2 separate regions of the Homo sapiens genome follow, and region 2 is linked to region 1. Evidence: chromatin loops called from intact Hi-C (ENCODE). Cell type or tissue: endothelial cell of umbilical vein. All regions are shown on one strand. Each heading gives the region's core, and the rest is flanking DNA. Links, peaks and the distances in the headings are about the cores only. Region 1 overlaps LOC105373954 (a long non-coding RNA gene). Region 2 has its middle 35 kb from the start of COL6A3.

The links. Peaks named below come from ENCODE experiments on the same cell type or tissue, not always from the same donor. Only the 100,000 strongest peaks of a DNase experiment are listed, where the experiment ranks them.
Region 2: a loop joins it to region 1, with 9 times the contacts of the local background. A loop is called at or near these places in 1 of 110 quality-filtered maps.

The regions. Positions count from the first base shown.
Region 1 is chr2:237,290,378-237,293,289 of GRCh38, reverse strand. It overlaps LOC105373954 (a long non-coding RNA gene), which reads left to right. Exons shown (of 4, transcript XR_924039.3): 4 at 1,544-2,912. Among named protein-coding and RNA genes, the nearest start is that of COL6A3, 120 kb to the left of the region's middle. In endothelial cell of umbilical vein, for the core only: no CTCF peak of the experiment used is centred there; DNase peaks (open chromatin) are centred at 819, 1,659 and 1,989; H3K4me3 peaks cover 212 bases; H3K27ac peaks cover 1,556 bases.
Region 2 is chr2:237,448,057-237,450,968 of GRCh38, reverse strand. No RefSeq gene overlaps it. Among named protein-coding and RNA genes, the nearest start is that of COL6A3, 35 kb to the right of the region's middle. RefSeq lists enhancers at 1-35, 2,065-2,565, 2,566-2,912. In endothelial cell of umbilical vein, for the core only: no CTCF peak of the experiment used is centred there; a DNase peak (open chromatin) is centred at 1,478; H3K27me3 peaks cover 455 bases.

The sequences.
Region 1 (2,912 bases), core at 178-2,677:
TAGGAAGTAAGCTTGATATTTCCCTTTTTCTGAGCCTTAGTTTCATTTCTGTGAACCCACAGTGGGATTCACCAGCTCCCACGAATATTCCATTCATATTGCAGGTAGTGGGTCTGGACAATGAATTCTGGCCAAGGACAAAAGATGAGTGTTCTTTCTTGTTGAGTTCATAAAAAGCCATGCTATTTTCTTCAGTCTCTCTATGCAGGCCCCATGTTTTTGATGGTTTAGGTACAAAACTGTAGAGGCATAATCACCTTGATCCTTGAGTGACTGTGTGGAGTAGAGGCCTCTGCTGTCCTATATAGGACTGGTAATGTGAGTGAAAAAATAAATTTGGCTGGATTAACCTACTGAGATTTTGGAGTTGTTGGTTACTGCAGCACAACCTAGCCCCCTTTCCCAACCCACCCCAATAACATACCAGTTGGAAAATGATGGTGACAGATCAGCTGATCCTTCACATTCAAAGAAACTGCATTTCTACAAAATGCTGTAATTGACAAGAATGTCATTCCAACCCTTATGTACTACCACTGCAGTGTCACTCTTTGCAGGAAGATAAATTACTTAATGTGTCTCTTTTCTCCCAGCAGCTGGCATGGTGTTTATCACTGAATAAACATGGAAAATGGTCACTGAGTATTCTTTATATTAATTATTTCCCAAAAATATGACTCAGAAATTAGAACAGCACTCAGTGCCCTTTATCTTATTTTATGTTTCCATTTTCATCGTTAAATTCCTCTGAAGTCATTGGCATTATGACCATAGGAAAAATATCTGATTTACTCCGTTCTTAGGTAAAAACATTTTGACATTCATTTTATTTCTCTTATAAATCATTTAAGAGAAATCTATGCAAGTCACATGCTTCTGTGAAAAATGGAAAAATTAAAGTAGTTTTTGGAAACCTTAATGACACATAGAGGAATTTTTAAACTTCTTGGGAGTTTACTGTAAACACACGCAGTACAGCACTAAAACACATTGGAAGTACTAAGGAAAGAGACAGTTTGGAAATATTTGAAAATAGCTGTTACAGCTTCATTTGCTTAACTTTTGGAGCCTCAGTTTCCCCATCTGTGAAATGGAAATGATTTTACAGTTGAAGAAACGAAGAAGCAGTTGAATCAGCTGCTTGAGAGAGCAGAAGCTCTGGTGCCAGACTGGGTCCTTGTCAGAGGATCGTCATTTACTAGCAGATGGGCACGTTATTAGTAGTTATGTTTTCTGTGCCTCAGTTTCCTCATCTGTAAAATAAGGTTAATAGCACCTATAGTGTAGAGTTGCCGTGAGCATTCAGTTAACATTTCAAGTGTTACCTGGCACATAGCTATGATTATGTGTTAACTCCCTCTACTTCTGCAAAGTTTACTTAAAATATCAAATATCATATGTTCTTACCACAATATGTATGTACTTCCGAATTTCTCGCCACTTTTATTAGAATAAACTCTTATGTTTGACCCAGCTGTACGTTTGATACAGCTCATTTAAATGCCTTATCACAGTGAATTCCTCTCTTGTCTGCTTTTCAAAGATAAAAATGGGGAAAATGATCAACGTAGAAGATGGCAGCCAGACTTGAAACGACACAGAAGGGAAGCAGTTCTTCTGAAAAAGGAGACGTGCTGAGTAAACAGTCCCTGAAGTGCTCCTGGCTGGGCTCCAGATGAGTAATGATTTATGAACGGGAAATCTGGGTCGGCCGGGCTTCAGTCCCGCGGCGCAGGGAGATGGAAACCAGATGCGGAGGCTTCATCCAGAGGCCCAGGAGCGGCAGCAAGGAGGGGGTGAGGGTGCAGAGAGGGACACAGAACCACGAAGGGCACATGTGGCGCGGGGAACACACAGAGAGGGGAGGAGGAGAAGACAGAAAAGAGGAGGGAGAGGAGAGAATCAACCAAGCCGTCACTCTTGGAAATAAAACACCCTTCAGAGTTAACTCAGAAAACGTTTCCTCAGCCAGAAAACCTGGTGCTTCCTCAGAATATACGTTTTGTTTTCATCTACGTTCCCATGGAAACCAGCTAAAAAAGTTCAGACACATTTGTTGACTTCAACTACTTGGAGTACAGAGACCGTGTCTGTGTGTGTGTCTCAATATACACAACGTGTTTCCAAATATGTTTCAATGAAATGCTGGTTCTCTTCCAATTAAATCTCTGCGAGAGTTCAGTTTCCTAAAAGCTAAAAAGAATTGATTTTTAATGCAATTCTGCCAAAGAGAAGAAAATTTAAGTGTGTATTCTTCCTATTGCCAAACTGTCCAATACAAAGCAAATCAGACATCTAGAACAGGGATCAGCAAACTATGGCCAGTGGGCAAATTTTGGCCCACAAACTCTTTCTGTATAGTCCACAGGTTAAGAGTGGGTTATTTATTTATTTATTTTTGGTTGTTGTTGCTTTGCATTTTTTAAAAGTTGTAACAAAAAACGAGAAGATTATAAAACAGGATTGTGTGTGGCCCACAAAGCTGAAAATATTCACTCTCTGGTCCTTTACAGAAAAGTTTGCTAAGCCCCGATCTAGAATATGATGCTTTTGCCAGTGAAGCTGTTGTACATGATAACAGGTCAGCTGGGTAATAATTTCTATAAATGAAACGATTCTTAGAAATATTGATATAGACCCATAGAGTGCTTTGGTGTAAACACTCATTTGATCACTTCACGCTAAGCCACTGAGCTCCGCCCTCGAAGTGGGGAAAGCTGGCGAGTAGCACGCGGGGGTAGACGAGCTCTCCCTGGCCACGCCGAGGGGAAAGCACATGACGTTCTGGGTCTGTGCAGAGCTGCAGCGGCTCCCAAATACAGTGCTGGCACTCATCTCTCAAACCTCGTAAAGGAGCATGAGCAATGGACAGTGAAAAGTCACAGAAGAATGTATCCTGGGCTTTGGAGAGA
Region 2 (2,912 bases), core at 262-2,761, 160 kb before region 1:
AACATTCTGCAGTGAAGGAAACATTTGCCGGCCCTGTTCACGGTGGTGGCCACCAGCCACATGTGCCTCTCCTCCCTGGTCACTGGGATTCGTCGAAGGTGGGCATGCAGCGCAGGCTGGCCCCTTACAGCACCTCCTTTTGCTGCCCTGTGGCCTTGGCCTGAGACCCAGGGTGGGGAGGTCCGTGCCCACCTGGCTGGGCATCACCACCTCCCATGCAGCTTGTGTGCCAGGCCGGGCAGCCCGGCGCCTTGCACCATTGGCCTTACTGCTGTGCTGCTGTTGTGCGTAGTTGGGGTGGACGAGCTGAACTGAGGAAAGGGTGAGGAGTGTGTGGGTGTTGAAAAGGTACTCGGCTCCTCGTCTCTCAGATGTGGGCTTTATCCCTCCCTCTGCAGGATGCGGAACGGGCTTGCTGGCCAGTCAGTCAGCCCCTGACCCGTGATTACAGCCAGACACCCCCTGGGGTCTGTTCAACGGTCGTTTATGCTTTTTCCCAACACCATGATGCCTGCTTTAAGAAAATGTTTTCAGCAAAAATGTATTGAGGAAACAGGCAGTATGAAAACTGCCTGAATTTGTTGGGACTTGGGGACATGGAAAGATACCACGTTATCCGCTGGAGGTCAGAACTCAGATGGCCACCACCACATCACATTGTCACGTGGTACACAGTCATCATGCACCGTAGGCCTGGCTGGGGAGCTCCTGCCTCCCTGGGCCTGCCTTTCCCTTGCTGGTGCCTCAACATGGGAATTGGAGCTGTCCCCCTGGACCAGGGTTGAACCTTGTCCTTACTGCCCATGAGCCCTGAGGCCTCTTCTCACACTCAGAGTGATGGCTGCAAGCTGGTTCCACTTTCCCACCTCACCTTCTAGAACTTTCTGTGTCATTTCTCTAGTCAGCCCTCCCTGGCCTCAGCCTCTCCCTCTAAAATGCCAGCCCTCCCCTCACACTTCCTCTGCCCCTCCTACTTGATTTTGTCCTAGCTCTTCTCACTTTAACACAACAGGGTCTCCCTTATGTATCTGGATCCCTCTCTAGAGTGGAACCTCCCTGAGGGCAGGAGCCTTAGCCTGTCTCCTGTCTCCCAGGGCATCAGAGAGCAGCATCCAACACAGGGAAGCTTCTCAACACAGGCTTGGTGAATAAACGATCAAATGGAGTGCCGTGCATATGACACCATGCAGTCATTTTTGGCACAAGAAGAACCAGTTGGATCCATAGCAGAAAGCAGGCAGGACGATGTGTTCCCTTGGCTGGAAAGCTACAGAGCAGCCAGTGCTCTAGTGAGTGACACACCAGACTGGCAGGGTTTGCAGGATCTGGTGTCATTTATGCAAACAGCATCAACAGCAGCAGCAGAGATGGACAAAAACCGTTAATGGCCTTTTCAATAAACGAACAAGAAGACCCTTGGACCGCACTTCCTTCTGAGCTGACTTCTGTAAACACATGCAGGTCAAGCCCGATTCCCTGCTCCCAGTTGGGGCGTTTCAGCCTGGCTTCTGCCAAACAGGAAACACTTGGGCTTCCTGAAAATACTTTTCTTATCTTTGACAAAAGTGCTAACTTAGAGGAGGTTGATGTGGGCATTGGGCAGTTGGGGGAGCTGTCAAGGATTCCACGGAGGCCCCTGGCACACAGGGCCTCTCTCCAGGCTCAGGTGCTGGAGAAAGGAGAGGGCACAGCATGCTTCCTGGCTGGGTCTGAGGGAGGATGGAACCAACTCGGTCCTCCCGGGAGTGGGGAGGGGAAGGGAGCGCGGTTGGGGGAGGCACTTGGAGAGGGTGAGGCCGCAGATCAGACTTGCCCTCACCCTGCTGTGGTGGGCAGAGAAATAACAATAAACAGTTGAATAAATAAAACTTTCCACTCAAAATGGGCCACAGACATATGTTTTTCCACTTTTTTTTTTTTTAGAATGAAGATAAATCTCTCCATCTTGGCATTCTGAAGGGGAATTTTATTTTCCTTCTTTTCTAAGTGGTCTCTTCCAGCTTGGTTAAAAACCTGCTCAGATCAGGAAATATTAAGGACCGTGGGTTTGCTTGTGCTCAGAACCTTCCAGATGTGAGGGAGGGGCTGCCTGGGCCTGGGCCTTTGTAGAGAGATGGGTTGGAGTCACTGTGGCCCGGCTGCTGGGCTTCTGCCCTTCCTCTTCACCTGAATTCTAACACGTCGGAGAGTTGGGGGTTGCTGGTGATGGACGAAGCTGTGATGGGGGCCCTGAGCACCTGGACTCAGCTCCCCTTCTCATTTTCTCAAGCACTTTCCTGGGTTGGCCTGGAAATACTTTACTAAAATGGCCCCTCTGCCAGCCCCGAGAGATCCATGTTTGCACCCTGTCTTCGAAATACTTTCTGGATTAGATGTGGGTCTTAAGCCCCTTGTCTCAGCACCCTCCTTGAGGAAGGACACCTGAAGGTCACAGCCTTAGGTCTCCAGCCCTCCGAGGAACTGGGACATGGCCTGGCAAGGAGCAGCTTGGGGTGCTCCCGCCTTTGGTGATGTCGCTCCATGAGCCCAGCGTGCTGTCCTCTGGGTCCTGCCCAGTCTTGAACCCCTCACTCAGCTTCAATCCCTGCCCAGGCAAATGGCACTGGGGACAGTGACTCAGAAGTTTCAGGTAACAGGACAACTGGCTGTCCTCAGGGGAGGGGTGGGCCCCTGGAGGGCAGGGAGAGTGAACGTCTTCTGGAGCTGGGGTGCAGGGGAGGACTGAGGCGTCCACCTCTGCCATGCCTGTGAGAGTGCAGGAGAGGTCGAGGGCTTGGGGTCTGATTCTTGTCACTTTCGAAGGGCAAGGATCTTGATCTATTTTGTCTCAGGCTGCGTCCTCAGGGCTGAGAACAGCTCAGGACTCATGGAATGAATGGGCAAACAATGAAAGTCCCAGCACCTCTAGTTCC